Linked DNA regions of Mus musculus: region 1 is linked to region 2. A link is a loop called in an ENCODE intact Hi-C map of the cell type or tissue named here. Cell type or tissue: heart. All regions are shown on one strand. Region 1 overlaps Tspan9 (tetraspanin 9). Region 2 overlaps 9330102E08Rik (RIKEN cDNA 9330102E08 gene).

Region 1 (8,000 bases), 200 kb after region 2:
GGGGGCAGGTGTGACACCCCCACCCATCTTAGTGCCACATGGGACACTACAGCCCATTTCAACAGGTGGAGAGACACTAGCTTCTGAGAAAGCTGATGGGCCTGGGAAGGGTGTGCATCAGGGGAGCCTCCCTGAGCAGGCGCCCTTTCCTCCTGGGGGTAGTGAGCCTGTCTTTAAGGGCTGTGTTGGAACAACACAGGGTAGGTGGCAAACAGTCCTTGCCCTTTGCTCTCTAGGACCGGCATCTTCCTGCACCCTTCAGTGAAGCCCAGGACAGATCCAGATTGAATCTGCTCACCCTTGAACCCTACCAACCCCATGTAGAGAGCAAGGCACTGATTCCATATGCCAAAGCCAGACCCCAGCGTCCCATCAGATGAGTCATACTCCAACAAAGGCACCAGGACCCTCCCAGAGACAAGAGGACAGCAAGCCCCGAGTGCCACCGCACACACACACACACACACCAAGCACAGTATTCTTAGTGTCTGTACAGAACTAGCCCATGCTGGAATCATCAAAATGTAACTGGGTTGTAGGTTGCAGGTGCCTTATGCAATGTTTATTTGGAGGAAAATTAGGCTTAGAAATATGGGTGTGATCTCCCTGTCACCCCTGAGCTGGGGACTGTGGAGTGGAGCTGTGAAGAAATTGGAGCTTGTGAGGAGAACAACATCCAGTGAAGAATGGCCAAGGAGTGGTCCTATTCAGTTTGAAATTCTGCACACACTCAACAGGCAGCCAAGCTGCCGAGGCCACCAGTCAAACCAATGGCGCTTACAACGGGCTGTGCCCATGCGAGAAGTGCAGAGCTCAGCTCCGAGGGTGGGAGGGGAGCAGTGCCCGTTCCCTCCAGCTAGAGTGACTTTCACTGTGAGACAGATGAGCAGCAGAGGGTGACTCAGAGGTGAAGGATGTAAAAGCCCTTTCCTAGGCCAGGAGACTTGGGAGAGAGCGTTGCTAAGTACACATGCTCAAATATTTAAAGGCCTGTCACACTCGTTCCTGGTGAGCCTCTCGGAAATGAGGACTGATGCATGTTAGCCACAGGGAAGTGGGATCTACAGTTAATAGACTCCTTCCCTGGAGTTATATGGAGGGAACTGGAATGCAGACTGCAGGCAAATGCTCAGATCAGATGTAGGGGGGCGCTTCATGGCTGCCTCCCCTCTGGCCCTAGCAAATCTCTGCAGCCACCATCCTCCTGCTGGCTGGGTGACTTTGGCAGAAGACTCTGCCTTTGTCCTTTCTTTTCCATGGGTATGGAGTTGGAAACGTGCTCCCCGGCTCCCCTCCTCACCAGCCAGCAGCCCGTCTGCCTCTCTTTATGGCTATGAGAATGAATGAGCTGCAGAGAAAGAGGGCCGCTTGCAATACAAAGTAGTAGCCCCTCTCCCACCCTGGTGAGTGGAGCGAATCCTCTCTGCTCCCCACTGCAAAGTTCTTAGCAGGTTGTCCTCTTTCAGGGCCAGGCAGGGCTCTTAAAAGGAGCCAGTGTGTCAGGTGGTGCAATTAAAATTGTCAGGATTGTCTCTCTTTTTTGCCTTATCTGCTAATTTATTAACTGCCATTATGTCTTGGGCACTGGGAGCCCTCGTGTTCCCATGTCTCCTGCTGTCCAAGAGGGGTTTCAGAGGCCCGGGGATGGTGTAGCGCTGCTGCTGGAATCTACACTCAGAGACCATGTCTGCAGCAGCTCTCTTCAGGTATAGGAGGTAGTGAGGCTGAAAAGGCCAGTGGTGTGCAGGGCTGTGTGCTAGGCTGGGAACACCATGTTAGGAGTTCCTGACGGGGTACTGGGGCTTCCAGGAGTGGAGAGGCCAGGGTTTAGAGGGAGCTTCTTTCTTGAGTGGGAATGTGGATGTGCATGTGCCCCCGTTCCTGAGCTCGCCCACCCACTCAACCCCCTACCCACCCACCTACCCACCAGTCGCTGAAGAAACATTCAGTGTTCCAAGTATTTTCTGGGTCCGGTGGTGGAAGGACAATGGAAGAGCACGAGTCTGATCCTCAAAAGGAGCTGTTTTTTTTTTTTTTTTTTTTTTTTTTTACGACAGAAGCCTTGGGAGGGGGCTAGCATGAACTCATGACCACGCCCTGGATCAGTCCACTCTGGGAGGGCCCATCTTTCCCCTTGTGAAGGGCTGGGTGGGTGGAGGTGATATGGAGTCTGACTAGATGGGGATAGAGTACCCAGACATGGGTGAATTTGGAGCAGCCGTGGCCCTGGAGAAATGGGTGCCTGTGTGGATGTCCTACCTGGGGGCAGAAATATGCGTTAACTTGACCAGTCAGTCAGTATAGCCAACCTGAAGATGAGATGTGGGCGGTTAGTATGTGGCTAGCAGTGAGGGGAGTTTGGTTGCAGGGCTAGCTTGGCCTGTCCACATTACTTTGGGGGCCTCCGTTTACCTGCTAGGCATGTGCTGGGTAAGTTCCTTGGAGACGAAGAAGCCTGAGACAGGCTGATAGACTCGTGTCGTCTAGGGAGCCTGCACCTTTCCTTTTGCAGGCCTAGGACAAGGTCCAGATGGCTGCAGTGCATGGACAAGGCTGGGGTGCCATTCTCGACCACGAAGACGTATCGTGAACAGGGCAGACCAACGTCCCAGCCTTGATGGGCTGGGTGCAGACATTAGGTTAGGGGTTTGTCTTATCAAGTTCGCATGTCGGTTTCTAAATGAAACTTTTGAAAGGCCCTTGGTTGAGTGAGCTAACAGAGGAAGCTTCTAGCTTAGGAGCCACCTTAGCTTGCCCTTGCTTAGAGACAGGTTCCAACCAGGACTGGACAACGTGAAGGAACTGAAGACCCCACTTGGTTGGTGCTTATACTGGCTGAATCCTGATACTCCTGAGTCACTCTGCCTCACCCCAGATTCTCCAGTCTCCGGTTCTATGGTCATCTCGGCTGAGACAACCCTCTGGTTTTAGAAGGGAATTTTCTCGAATGCCACCTACTAAGCTCTCTGGCATCCAGCTTTGGCTGAGCTGCCATGGCCTTATGCTTCCTGAATGGTCCCCACCATGGGAATAGGGGTGGTTCCTGCCCTCCTCCTGCCTCACCCTGGCCCCGGTATTCAGAATTTAGAGCTGGTTTCCTGTCTTCATGTCCCAACTGCCCAGGGCAGGCCTTGTTCCTCAACCCCACAGTAAACCTGTGTCAGAGGTCACCTCCTCTCTCTTGCCCACAGCCGTCTACTAGATGTGAGCTCTGGCCAGACCTAGCCTGAAGTCTCCCAGAGAGGCTGTGCCATCTTACCATCCTTTTCAGGGGCACCAGGGAGAATGGGAGTGCTCTCCCTAGCAGCAGTGTTCTTAAGGAATTAAGGGGCACCTGGCCTGCAGGGGGGCTCAAGACAGGGTTTTCAGCCTCTTTGGTATCAGGAGCTAAATAGTTCTCTGTGGTAATTTATTTTGAGCACTGTAGCTTGTTCAACAGTGTCCCTTGGCCTCTGTGTTCTACATGCCAAAAGCATTTTCCCTCTGCTCTCCCACTTCAGTTGTGACAATGGAGGTGTCTCCAGGTGTCCCCAGCAAGCAGGAACTCTCCTCTCTGAGATCCACGGGTCTAGGGGGCAGAGGCAGCATTCCTGAAGCTTGGCTTGGCCTGGGTTAGAAGTGAACAGATCAGAGGTCCAATCCAAACCACAGTTTAAAGAGGATCTGGCCTCGGGGAACTACACAAGACCTACGTGAGGACGGAGACCTTTTGAAAAAGGGCTCCAGCAGCTTTCTATAGGGTAAACTGAAAAGCAGGTCCAGGAGAGACAGACAGGTCTAGTGTGGCTGGGGGCAGGATGTCTGGGTGTCTATTACTGGCAGGCAGGTCTCCTAGGGAGTAGCAGACAGAGAAGGAGTAGCACCTGAAGCTACAGAGTGGGCTTTCATCCCAGCCTGGCAGTGTCTTTCAGGTCTCCCTAGGAAACCGAAGTCCCACTCTTTGTTTTCTTCTTGCCTGGAGCCTCAGGTGGGGCTGGGTCACGCAGTAGAACGTTTATGTCAACAGGAGACCTCCGCTCCCCAACCCCAAGGACATGGGTCACATTATGCATGCCTGTGGCACAGCAGGTTGCCCGAGAGAGCTAAAGGGGGCCCAGTGGGGATGGGAATGGATCTGGGGGCTTTGGAAGGAGACTGTCCAGGAGTCTGGCTCCCCTTCTTATGCTGGGACTGCCTGGATCTCAGCCCTCAGTACCTCAGGTGGGAAGTAAGATGAGACCTGAGTGTGGGGATTCAGGCTCCAAAGCCAATGCCTGCAAAGCCTAAAGACCGTGTTGAATGTCATGGGGTGTGAAGTCAGAGAACCAATTGGGAGAAACATGGCCCTGGGCGGGGGGGGGGGGGGGGGGCTCTGAACTGCTGAAGTTTCCCATGGACATTCTCAGGGTCACCACAGGAGCTCCCCAAGAATAGAGGGGACCCAGCAGACCTGTTTCTGATGAGCGGGATGGAGAAGACTCTGCCCTATAGGTGCCCTGGAGGCCAGCATCAGCAGCAGGATGGTGGGGCATCTTACAGCCCCAGGAGTCCCCAGGCCAGGCTCCTCCATCCCAAACGAATACCTGCCCTGGAGGGTATTCAGTTACTCATTCTAGGGTCCGATTTATAGAGCCATAAATCTTTGGTTCAAAATCATGAAATTTCCAGGGTATGATTAATGAAAGAAAAATTGAGACGGCAGCTCAGATTGAAGAAAGACTGGGTGACAGGCTGGATGCAAGTTTAGGGCATCACGGGCCAACCCAACACTCTTCTGAACCAGACTGGAGCGCCACCTAGTGGTCACAGAAGGCATTCACGCACGCCCATTCCTGCTGCAAGGTTTTGAGGTGATAGTGTCTCCCTCTGATCCTCAACATGGTCTCATTGAGGTCACTCTGGTGCAGAAGCCATTATGTGCTTCTGGTCCCCGTCAGCTCTTCAAAAAGCTCTATGTCTTAGAAATAGTGTGTGTGTGTGTGTGTGTTTGTGTGTGTGTGTAGTCTGGGCCATTCTGTTTTCCCATTTATCAGGATTCTCTTCAGTCCTCAAACCCAGCTCACTCTGAACACTGCCTGTGTCCCATGGGAACCATGTCTCATCGCTCCTGCATACTCACCTGATGTGTGGCCACCAGCTCTTCCCTAGTCACCGCAGGAGTCCCTGCTTGTGCTCTGTGCTCACTGCCTCTTGTCCTCAGTGGCCTCTTTGGGGAATAGCAGCTGTGATGCCTGTCAGAAGCATCTGTTATCTCGTGTCACATTCAGCCCTGAGGCAGAACACCCACGTCTTCCTACTACCTTCAAGGTCCTGTTCTATCTGTCCCCTGGCTGCGATCCCTCTTTTATCTTCTGTCTACCACATCCCACTGCGGTCATTCTGTGGCTGTCACATAGCGGCTTGTCCCTCCTTGGTGGACAGGCATGGTCCTAACTTGAGGCCTCTTAACTTGATGTATCCTTTTCGGAAGCATTCTTGCTTCTTTATATGGACACTCGATCATTTCATTTATCTGTGCCTGTATTGGTCATATGTGTGTGAGATCATGAGAATCTCCTTTCTGTCTAGGCAGGACTTTGGCCAGGGCTGGTCACTGCTTCCTCCTGGCCCTGGCATTTGATGGCCGTGTGCCTGGTTAGAGTCTGTAGGCTGTATGAGCGAAGGAAATGCAGATCCTAGAAGCCGATGCCCCTTCCCCTCACCCTGGGGGTTAATGAGTGTAGAATTCCCTGCAGTGCATGTTTCTTCCCTGCTCCCATGCTGTCCTCATTATACATAGCTCTGGCTGTCCTGGAACTCACTCTGTAGACTGGCTGGTCTTGAACTCACCAAGATCCTCCTACTTCTGCCTCCCAAGTGCTGGGATTAAAGACGTGAACCACCACTGCCAAAGTAGGATTTATTAGAGTCGTTTACAGACTGTGGTCCAACAATTACAACAATAGCCATCTCCTCTAAGAATCCAGTAGTTGTTCAGTCCACGAGTCTGGCTGTCTCAGCTGATTTTTCGTATATACCAGAATCCAGAAGAAACAAGCTCTAATGGCAGTGAAGGCATGCCTGCAATAGCGAGGGCAAGCAAGCAAAGAGCAAGCACTTACTTCTTCTATGTCCTTATATAGCTATGTAGCTGCCACCAGAAGGTGTGGCCCAGATCTAAGGTGGATCTTTTCACCTCAAAAGATCTAGATTCAGGGCGGGTCTTCCCACTTCAAATAATTCAGTAAAGAAAAATCCCTCACAGGTATACCCAGCCTCTTGAGTTTGAGTTAATTTTTGATGTGGTCACATTGACAGCCAAGAAGAAGAGCCATCATATTACTCCATGGAGAGGGATCTGCACCCTGGAGTGTGTGAGGTCACAAAGCCAGGGCAGGCAGAGCAGAGGAGAAGCCCACACCTGTGACTCTCGAGTCCTTACTTTTTCACTCTGTATGGAAAATTCTTCCACTTCAGGCCTCCCTCATGTCCACCTATCCTTTGGTGATTGCTCCCTCCAACTGGTGACTCTGACCAGGATAGTGATGGCCTCTTCTAAACTCTTGCAACCATTATTTGGAGCCATTGCATCCTGGTAGATGCTGCGTTTTTATTGCCCCCGTTCAGCTGGAATGGAGGCCCCTGGAAGGCAGGTCTCTAATGTGGCTGTAGCTTTTCTGGCACAGAACACTGTGTGTTGTCGGTACTCAATACATATTGGCTGACTGATGGATTGGCTCCACAGACTCAGCACGCTCCCAAGGAGCTGGGGTGGGAGTGGGGAGAGCAGAGAGTGTCAGCTCAATGGAGCATCAAACCGTGCGGGCGGGGAGGTTTGCAGCTGTGAGTGGGGTGTTCTCCTAGCCAGTGCTGCTGGCTTTAGTTATAGCTCAGGGGGCGCTGGTGGAGAGGGTCAGTTTACAGGCCCACTCGTTCTATGGATGGTGAGGTGTGTTAATTCTTATTGCTTTGATGAAATACCTGACAAAGGCAACTTCCAGAGAGTTTTTGTTTTTGTTTTTGGGGATTTTTGTGGTTCACAGTTTGAGGGGACAGCCCATGGGGCTGGAGAAGGTATGGCAGCAGGAGCTTGGAGAGAGCTGTTTACATTCTACCTTAGGGAACACAGAGACGCTCGCTCTCCACTCCTTTCTCAGCGTATTAACCCAAGGGATGGCGTTGCCCCCATTTAGGCTGGGTCTTCCTGACCCAATAAGGGCTTTCTGGAAACAGCTGCATAGATACACACAGAGGTGTGTTTCTATGGTGGCACCCACCAAGATGCCAATGAAGATGCCACCAACACAGGAGGACAGTGTGGCCTCCTATGTCCTGCCCCTTAGCCAGTCCATGAGCACCTTTTATCCCTTTACCCATGGACTTGCTTTCCAGACTTCAGAAAACAGGGGTTACGTGACCCTTCTGTTCAGGGTAGTGGGAAACACCCACTGAGGTTTTGGCTTTGAGAGCCAGTGACCTGGGTTCTCCCCCGTAGACCAACCAGTCATACCCAGACCCAGCCTCCCTTCTGAGCATGGGGTCCTCTCTGCCCAGAGGAGTAACCTGACACACATTTGTGTAGTTTTCTGGTTTCCCCCTTCGTCTCACTGAACACTGAAGTTGATCTTCAGAGAGACCTCATGAGGTATATGAAGCTGCCTCGTCCCATTTACTGTAGGGGAGACCGAGGCATGCAGTGACAAGGGGGCATGTCATAGGCTTTGGGTCTGTGACAGCGCCTGGCTTTTTATAATCATTTTGTATCTCAGAGTCAGTGGTGAGAGACATGCATGGGGTGGGGTGGTCTGGGAGATGAATGTAAGAGCTGTGCTGGTCTAACCAGTTTCTTCTTTCTCCAGCTCTGTGGCTGTGGGCTGCTTGGAGTGGGCATCTGGCTCTCTGTGTCCCAAGGCAACTTCGCCACCTTCTCCCCCAGCTTCCCCTCACTGTCCGCAGCCAACCTCGTCATCGCCATCGGCACCATCGTCATGGTGACGGGCTTCCTGGGCTGCCTGGGGGCCATCAAGGAGAACAAGTGTCTG
Region 2 (8,000 bases):
CCTGGGGATCTAATTCACACCTTCATCTTCATGTAAACAAGCCCTCTGCCAGTGAAGCTCTGCTCACATCCCTGGCTTGATGTAATTGTTTGTTTTGTTTTGTTTTTTGGTTTCTTTTTGTTTTTGTTTTTCGTTTTCTATTGCATGGAATTGAGCATGGGCTTCTGTTCCCTTGATATTTAGATTCTTTCTTTCCCTTGTTCTGTCTCTCCTGTATCTATGCCTGTGTGTCTGTCTTTTTGAGTCTGTCTATGTCTGTGTCTGTCGGTCTGTCTGTCTGTCTGTCTTTCTCTTGTGTAACTGTGTGTGTGTCCCTGAGATTGCTACCAAGCTTCAGGCATATGGGAGTTCCACATGTAGCCCCTGGGTGTCCTCCTCCACCTCAGCTTCATGTTCAGTGCCTGCTCCATCTCATCTGTTGTACTAGTCCCAAGTCTCTAAACCTTCCTGGACTGCCTGGTGTCTGCCTGTCATGTCACTGATGAAGCAGAACAGCCTGGTTCAGTGCCCATCAGCTTCAAAGGATGGCTCTATTCCCAGGTCCCTGGCCTCTCGCCTTTCTTCCTACTTGACAATGATTGGATTGTGGGATGTCCCATGGACTTGGACTTGGGCTGGAGGTGAAGGAATCCAAAGTATTGTGTTCCTGGATGCTATAGGCAGAGCTGTTGTGTGGTAGTCTCTTTGGAGCCAGCCTCAGGCCAACTGATGTCCTCCCTGGGAAAGAGCAAGAGAGGAACAGAATCCAACAAGCCTAGAAAGAACCCACTAGGCTTCCCTGGTTTATTTGAGAACCAGCAGGAGCTTTGGTTAGGTGGTCCTAGCTTCAGGGCTTACAATGAGAGTGGCTATTACTCAAATCATATCCATTGATCCCCTACCTGAAAGCCTATGTTCACATTAATTCACAGGGTGAAGAACCTGCTTAGTAATACACAAGGAGCAGTCTGATGGAGAGCTTCACTCATGGCATCCCAGTCCGTGGCTTCACCCATCACATCTTTGTCTGGCCTGTAGGTTATCGTCAACAGAGGCTTGCTTGCAGGAGACTTGCTGGGGATTTCACACACCTTTTAGGTATTAACCAAGCAGCCTGGAGTTCAACACCCAATCTAAAAGCTGTGGACAGAAAGAGGAAAGAAATGAGTATGGTTATCAGGGACTTGGAAGCCCTGCAGTGACAAAATACGGAGCAAAACAAGTGCCCAAAGTATGAAGCAAAAGTGCACCACCAGGAGCGAACTGACTGATCCTGTGGTGCCAGTGATCCCATTGTACCTTGCATTTTTCAAATGAACTGAAGTGTCTGAATGAGCTGGCAGAGCTGAGAAGGATGCACCCGAGTGCCCAGTGGACTCAGCCAGGAACATCACCAGATGTTGGGGATCCACACCCAAGGGTCCCTATGCTTCCACTCTAACCGGGGCTGGTGCTGTTGGTTACACTGCTTCAAGCAATCTGGAGCAGAGGTGGAAGGTCCAACCTGGGAGGGTTTGTGTGTGCCCAGCTCGAACGAGGTATTCTGTGGGAAAGCAGACGTGAGCAGGGCAGCAGAGGTGGTGGTGCAGGGAAGAGGTGAGCAGCACTCTGGAGTCAGTCCACACTAACTCAGTGCACAGCCTTAGGGCAACACACTTATTTTGCACTGTACCTCAGTTTCCTGCCTGTAAAGTAGGTATCAAGTTATCAACCCTATTTATGAGCAATGCTTTACAGTGCTGAGCACATCCTCCAGTTCCCAAATACATGCATTGGCATGAACTGACTTGAATGGAGGGGACAGGCTAGTGAACTATGCAGTAAGGTTGTGAGGTCCCCACAACAATTGGCCTCCACAGATGGGAGAGATAAGACTATGAAAGACATGGAAGAGGTCTCCCTTGAAAGATGAGAAATATTTATTGATGTTATTTCTTCATTTTGAGGAGCTAGGAGTTGTACCCAAGCTTGGCAAAGGCTGGGCAATTGTTTTCATCCCATAGGCAACAGCTCCATCATGTTTTAGATGATCACCTGAGAGGAGTCTGACTGATCCTAATTGGGGAAAACAAATCCATGTTCTTGATCACACTTTTCCCTCTACCCCCACTGTGATCACTTTAATGAGCCCCAGCTGAACCTCAGGCTGGCTGCATGACTGTAGTATACAAGGAAATCTGCTGTCAAGGAGAGGAGAGGAAACCAAGGAGCCTGGAGTAAGTCTCTGAGCCAGTGGCAAGGGACTGCCTGTAAAGATAGGAGCCTCTGTTTGCAATTCCCAAAAAGCCCCAGCCTTCTCCCTAGCTTGGTGTGGGTCCAGGGCCAGACAGGCCCCTGGAGGTAGCATGGAGGCAGCCTCCTGGCCATAGAAAAATGGTAGACACAACCCTTTCCCTGAACACAAGCTGTAGGTTGGTAATGATGTTGACTCTTAGTGTTGTTGAGCACAAGCTTCCCCTCTGACCTGACCTGAGTAACTTTACTTACTTAGAGGCCTATTGTCCAAAGAGTTGCCATAGAAGACAGCAGCTTAGGAGCCTCTATACTGGTGGAGTGCTACCTTGGCCAGTAGGAAGGGGAACTGTTTCTGCTGTTCCTCCCTGCTTCCCATAGACCTGAGTCTAGCCTTCCTGGCTCACTGACTGCCCATAGCCTTCTGTAACTAATAATGTCCTTCCTATTTCCTAATGGCTACCTGTGGCTAACTTTATAAGAGACCACTAATAAGTACCTCCTCTTGTGCCACAGTTTTGGTCATGCCTGCTTTGTACCCACTCCATGAGAACTCATATTACATGGTCCAGAAGAGTGCATCTTCATGGAACTGACAGTGTCACTGATAGAGGTCTCGCATTCTTGTCTGTGCTGATCTTTAGCTTCTGGGTTTCTGTGTAACCTTGCCTTTGCTTTTCAAGAAGTTAGGACTCCAGACAAGCCTCGCTGTTTATTTTAAAGAAGAAAGTGTGGCCTAGAGAGCCCAGCTATATTGCTGTGATTGGTAATGCATTTGTATACTTGCTGTGTCATAGTTAACTTCTGAAGCGCTTCAGACAATGAAGCCAAGCAACACAGAGCAGAGTGCCTGGAGCTTCCTTTGGACTGAGGAAGAAGGAGAAGGTGACCTGTCGTTTGTGGGAAGAGGAACGGAAAGCCATCAAGGTCCCTCAGAGGGGGCTGAGGAGGTCCAGCATTGGTGTCAGTTTGTGAAGATCATGCAGAACCATGCCAGAAGGGTGAGGGGTCTGCACTCCATGTTGAGAACTGTAGGTCCTCGAGGCAAGAAGTGGATGGAGGTGTCTCAGGCATCAAGAGGAGACCCTGAGGGAAAGAGGAGGTCGGCCTGCAGAGAAGCTTTGCATTTTGTTGTTTGTCTACTTGTTAAGTGTGGAGAATGGCTTTCCCATGGGGCCAGAGCCCGAGCAGTAGACTCGACCACACTTTTTATTTTCTTTAAAGCTCTTGCATGTCTGCTGTAGTGTTGCATTTTTGCTATATAAGCCCATGTCATCTTACCCACTTTTAGTAAAGGCTGCTACAGACATGAAGGCCTTTGTGCATATTCCTTTGTACAGGAATGATAGAATTCCACACTTGTTAATAGATCACAGACACCAGCAGCTGGCGTGTCCTGGAGCAGGTACACAAAGTAACAAGTGCACACCAGGGAGGCACACACTGGGCAGGTGCACATGAGTAAGGCTCGCTGAACCATGGGAACAGCAACAGGCCAGCGCTAAAGGTCCTCTGCTAACACTTTACAGTGCTACTGACTAAGAGTACAGGATATGGCCAACATTCCTCAAACACTACAGAGTACCTGCCAGTTAAAGCACCTACTGGAAAGCCCTTGGAGGCAAACTTCCAGCCAGCATCACTGTTTTATCCAAGAATAAGTGCATTAGAAACTACCCAGGCCCTGCAAATCTTTGGTCATCTCTCTGCCGAGTCTCCAGCAGGGGGCTCCTTGTTCAGTTTCTGAGTGCACAACCCTGTGTACTTAATCGAAGAAAAGGACTCAGAAATCATTGTATTAGGTCTGAGGAGGAGGAGTGGGGGCAATGGATTCAGGCAGGGCCTGCAGTAAGAGTATGAACCTTACTTAGCAACTCAGGAGCACAAATTTAGCACTTGACACAGAAGTAAAATGGCTTACTGATCAGCAAGCTGCCCAGGACAAGCTTATGGTCAGAAATCACAATGGCATGACTGATAAGCTCATGTGCCACTCTAGTAGGTCACACCCAACAGCTACACTCCCCGGGCACTAGGACACTCTGTCTGCTCTCTGGTACATTCCATCCTTGCAGGGGGCCCTTCCTCCATGGGAAAGCACTGGTGTCTGAGGCTGGCATCCACATTAATAGGAGTTGGATGACATTAAAAGAGTGTGTACTTCTTTAAGTCCTGTGCCCAATATAAGGCTCTGGTTCTCCCAAGGATCAAGAAGCCCAATTTCTAGACATTTATTAGCAGTAATCTCCTCTCTACAAATAATTTATCTTTGACAATTTTATACATGTATATATGTTGAACATAACCACCTTGAATTCTGGCCAGTACTTCCCTTCCCATCTTCATAGCTTTTGTCTTTTTCTTTCTTTGGGGCCCAAGATGTCCCATTGCATCATGCTGAAATGTCAGGAGCACTCATTTATTCCACAATGCTACTGAGCATCTTACTCATGTCAACTGCTCTACTCTGCTAAACTGAACTAGTCTGGAGTTCAGAGAGGTCTGATGCAGAAGCCCCGCCTGTACCTGCTGCATCTCCCACTCCCGCTCCTGAGCAGGGTTTGGGGAGGCCTTGCCTGGATGACTGCGCCTGCCCTCAGTGGACACCTTCCTCCCTGTACCAGACTCTGGAAGGACAGCATATTCTTATTTGGGTTGGGAGTTGGGGACATGACTGAGAGGAGAGTTGGGGCTGAGAAGAGAAGCTGTGGTCAGCCCTGTGCTGAGACATGGTGTGTATAGGGAAGGAAGAGTTGGAGAAGCAGGAGTGTGATTTGCTGTCAGTGGTAATGGAAAGGTTTTGGGGCTAGGGGAGGTCAGCTGCTGCTCTTCACAGGGAGATGAGGATGACCATGGCGAAGTGACCAGTTATGATACAGACCCCTGTCTCCTTTTCAAATAATAGGACCAAACCTCTCTGTTTTGATAGACACATGGTCACTCAGAATAACACCACATCTCCCATCCTTTCTTGTACTTAAAGGTGACAACATTTGGCTAGTGAAGGCCAGTAAGCAGAAGCAGAATTTTCAGGGGTGACCTGCAAAGAAGAGGGCGTCATCTTTATTCATTCTAAGAAGCTGACTGGAATGTTCTATAATGACTGGTTTTAGTTGTTTTAGACTTGTGTTTGTGCATCGACACACCTCACTGGATGTGTGGAAGCCAGAGGACAATTTGTAGAAGTGGGTTCTCTCCATCTATGTGGGTTCTGGGGATCAAACTCAAGTTCTCAAGCTCTGTGTCAATCATCCTTAGTCTCTGATCTCTCCAATCCTTGGCTGGATTTCGTGTATCTATTTTGGACTAAAATAATGTTAGGAATGGGTGCTCCCCATGGTTAAAGCAAGAAGATAAAAGGATCTTGGATCCTCGATACCATAGTCTTATCATAGCTCTGGATAGATTCCATATGATAAAGAAAAGTGTTATTTCAATCATTTATATTTTAGATTATTTTTTAAAATTAGAAACCAAACAATTCTAACCCAGTAACAAATGTGAAGGCATACAGTAAGGCATGAGAAGTGGCAGTCATAATGACAGTAGTGCTTTGCTTCTTGAAGCAGGGCCTTGGGTAGCCCAGGAGAGCCTAGCCCTCAGCATCTTGCTGAGCGCTGGTATCAGGCTTGTGCTACCCACCACACAAGGCTCTTCCTGACTTGGAGGCGCTCTTCAGTTACAAAGCACTTCCAGATACACTTTCTTGCTTGACATCCACAGCTGCATGAAAATACACTACAGTGTTTCATGGGCGAAGACATGGAGGCGCAGAGAAATCAGTAGCTAACCCACCTGGTGAGTGAGCTGAACCCTTTCTCCTCCCACTGACCTGGTTCCTCAGCCAGAGCTCATTAATACAGGGGACGGGGAGGGGGAGAGGGGAGGGGGTGGGGGGATGGCAGGCCAGGAAGGTTCAGGGTTTGCCTGATGCTGGATATGAGAGCTCACCTCAGGAGAGCGCAGATGCCTGGAACTAGAAAACTATAAGGAAACAGTTTTGGGGCAAAGGGTAGATCAGTGGGAGACTGTCAAACATGTGAGGCCCTGGGTTCCAACCCCAAGACTTGGAAAATAAAGAAGAAAGCTCTTCTTTATTTTTTTCTTTTTTCTTTTTTTTCCTTCTTTTTTTTTTTTTTTTTTTTTTGTACAGCAATCACCTTTCGTAAAGTAGTTCTGCTGTTGTAGGGGTGATGTGGGGCACAGGAGGCCGTGGAGAGTAAAGAGAAATGAACAGCAGAAGGGGATTGGAGGGAAATGTGTTTGCCAGCTGGCGGGCTCGCAAGCCCGTTTTAGAAGTAATCAGGAGTCATCAGATGCTTAGCCCGAGTCTGCTGAGCGTCTTGTGACCCTGTAAATGTTTTCTTGGTATCAAAGGGATCTGCTTCTCTCTGCAGTCCTCCCTCCTCAGAGGACAGCCTGGGACTTTTTGGGAGTCTTTCCTCTTTGGTGACAACTTTGCTGACTTCTTCCAATTCCTTTCTTGAAATCTAGCCCTGAATCCTGAAGTGGACACTAGGAGTGGTGGTATATGCCAGCTCTTAGGGGAAGTGGGTACCCAGGTCCTCACTGTCCTAACACAGGCAATAGTATGATTGTGTTAGTCAGAATGTGGAAGCCAGGCCTTAAGCAAGCTATGTGCCTCCTCCTCAGGTTCTGTTCTAAGAAACAAAGAGCCCAGAAAATTCCATTCTGTACAGCCCTACCATAGCCCCTGTAACCTTGAGTCGCCCACCCCAGCTTGGCTCTGGAGGCACATTAAAGCAAGCCTCGCCCCTCCCAGCTGTGATCTGCCCACTTGCTCTTTCTCTTCATCTCTGGTCTGGGATTCCTGGCTGTGCTCCCTGGCTTTGATATTTGCTTCTAAGTTCTCTGGTTTGGCAACTCATCACATTCCCCCCATGGCTTTGGAGGCCTCTGGATTTTGTTGGTCAGCCCTCTGCTGTGTCTCCTCCTCTGATTTTATGTCCTTCCTTGGCCTTGCATGAGGAACATTCTGGTTTGGGCTCTGCAGAATCCTACAGCTACGTCAGAGTTGGAAGTGGCATTGAGATAACTTGTGGTAGGGAGCAAGGAAGACCCCCCACTTCTGCCTGTGGCCACAGTTGCTCCTCTTGTGAGGGAGACACAGGCACAAGGCACCCACCCCTGTTGACAGCAGAGCTGTAACATCAACCTAATATTCAAAGCACCAGGCCTTGAGCATCCCACAAATCGTTTCTGAGCACACAGGAAGTGTCTGGCTCTGTTCCAGTTCCTTGAGACATGGCTGTGAAGAACACCAAAGCCTTGCAGGCAAGAAGACTGCATTCTAATTGGAGGAGTCATACAGAAGAGAAATAAAATCAAGGCAGACCTCCCAATAATTTCTCTTGCTGAGAAGTGTTGGCATAGAGTCTTGAGTCTGCCTCCATACTTAGGAGCATGGTCGCATGCACATGTGTTCAGGGACAGACACACACACACACACACACACACACCTCACCACTGGAAATTCAGAATAAACACCATTGCTCTAAGCCTTCCTTAGCTAATCTGAGTCCTGCTGTTACTTGGGAAAAGGGAGGGGGGTGGGTTGCGGGTAGGAGGTGTACACTGGAGGGAATGGAGGAGCCGCCCCTGGCTGGAGGTCAGTTCCAGGTCTTGTTAACTGGAATGATGTGCAAGATCACTTGCACAGGTGGAGAGGAACAGTTTTCAGGGCGAGGAAGGATGGTTCTGGGTCAGCTGGTGCGTACTTCAGGAGCTTTCTGGGAATACAAAGCTGCTACTCATTCTTTAAGTCTTTG

What was found. A loop is a pair of places that touch in the nucleus more often than their neighbours do. Peaks named below come from ENCODE experiments on the same cell type or tissue, not always from the same donor. Only the 100,000 strongest peaks of a DNase experiment are listed, where the experiment ranks them.
Region 1: it touches region 2 in a loop (7-fold over the local background); 2 of 42 quality-filtered maps call a loop at or near these places.

The regions. Positions count from the first base shown.
Region 1 is chr6:127,967,090-127,975,089 of GRCm38, reverse strand. It overlaps Tspan9 (tetraspanin 9), which reads left to right. Exons shown (of 7, transcript NM_001379136.1): 2 at 7,818-8,000. Among named protein-coding and RNA genes, the nearest start is that of Gm15870, 26 kb to the right of the region's middle. In heart, a CTCF peak has its summit at 4,775 (motif pointing left); a DNase peak (open chromatin) is centred at 4,779; H3K27ac peaks cover 1,523 bases.
Region 2 is chr6:128,165,224-128,173,223 of GRCm38, reverse strand. It overlaps 9330102E08Rik (RIKEN cDNA 9330102E08 gene), which reads left to right. Exons shown (of 3, transcript NR_077223.1): 3 at 912-3,524. Among named protein-coding and RNA genes, the nearest start is that of 9330102E08Rik, 15 kb to the left of the region's middle. In heart, a CTCF peak has its summit at 3,925 (motif pointing right); a DNase peak (open chromatin) is centred at 4,233.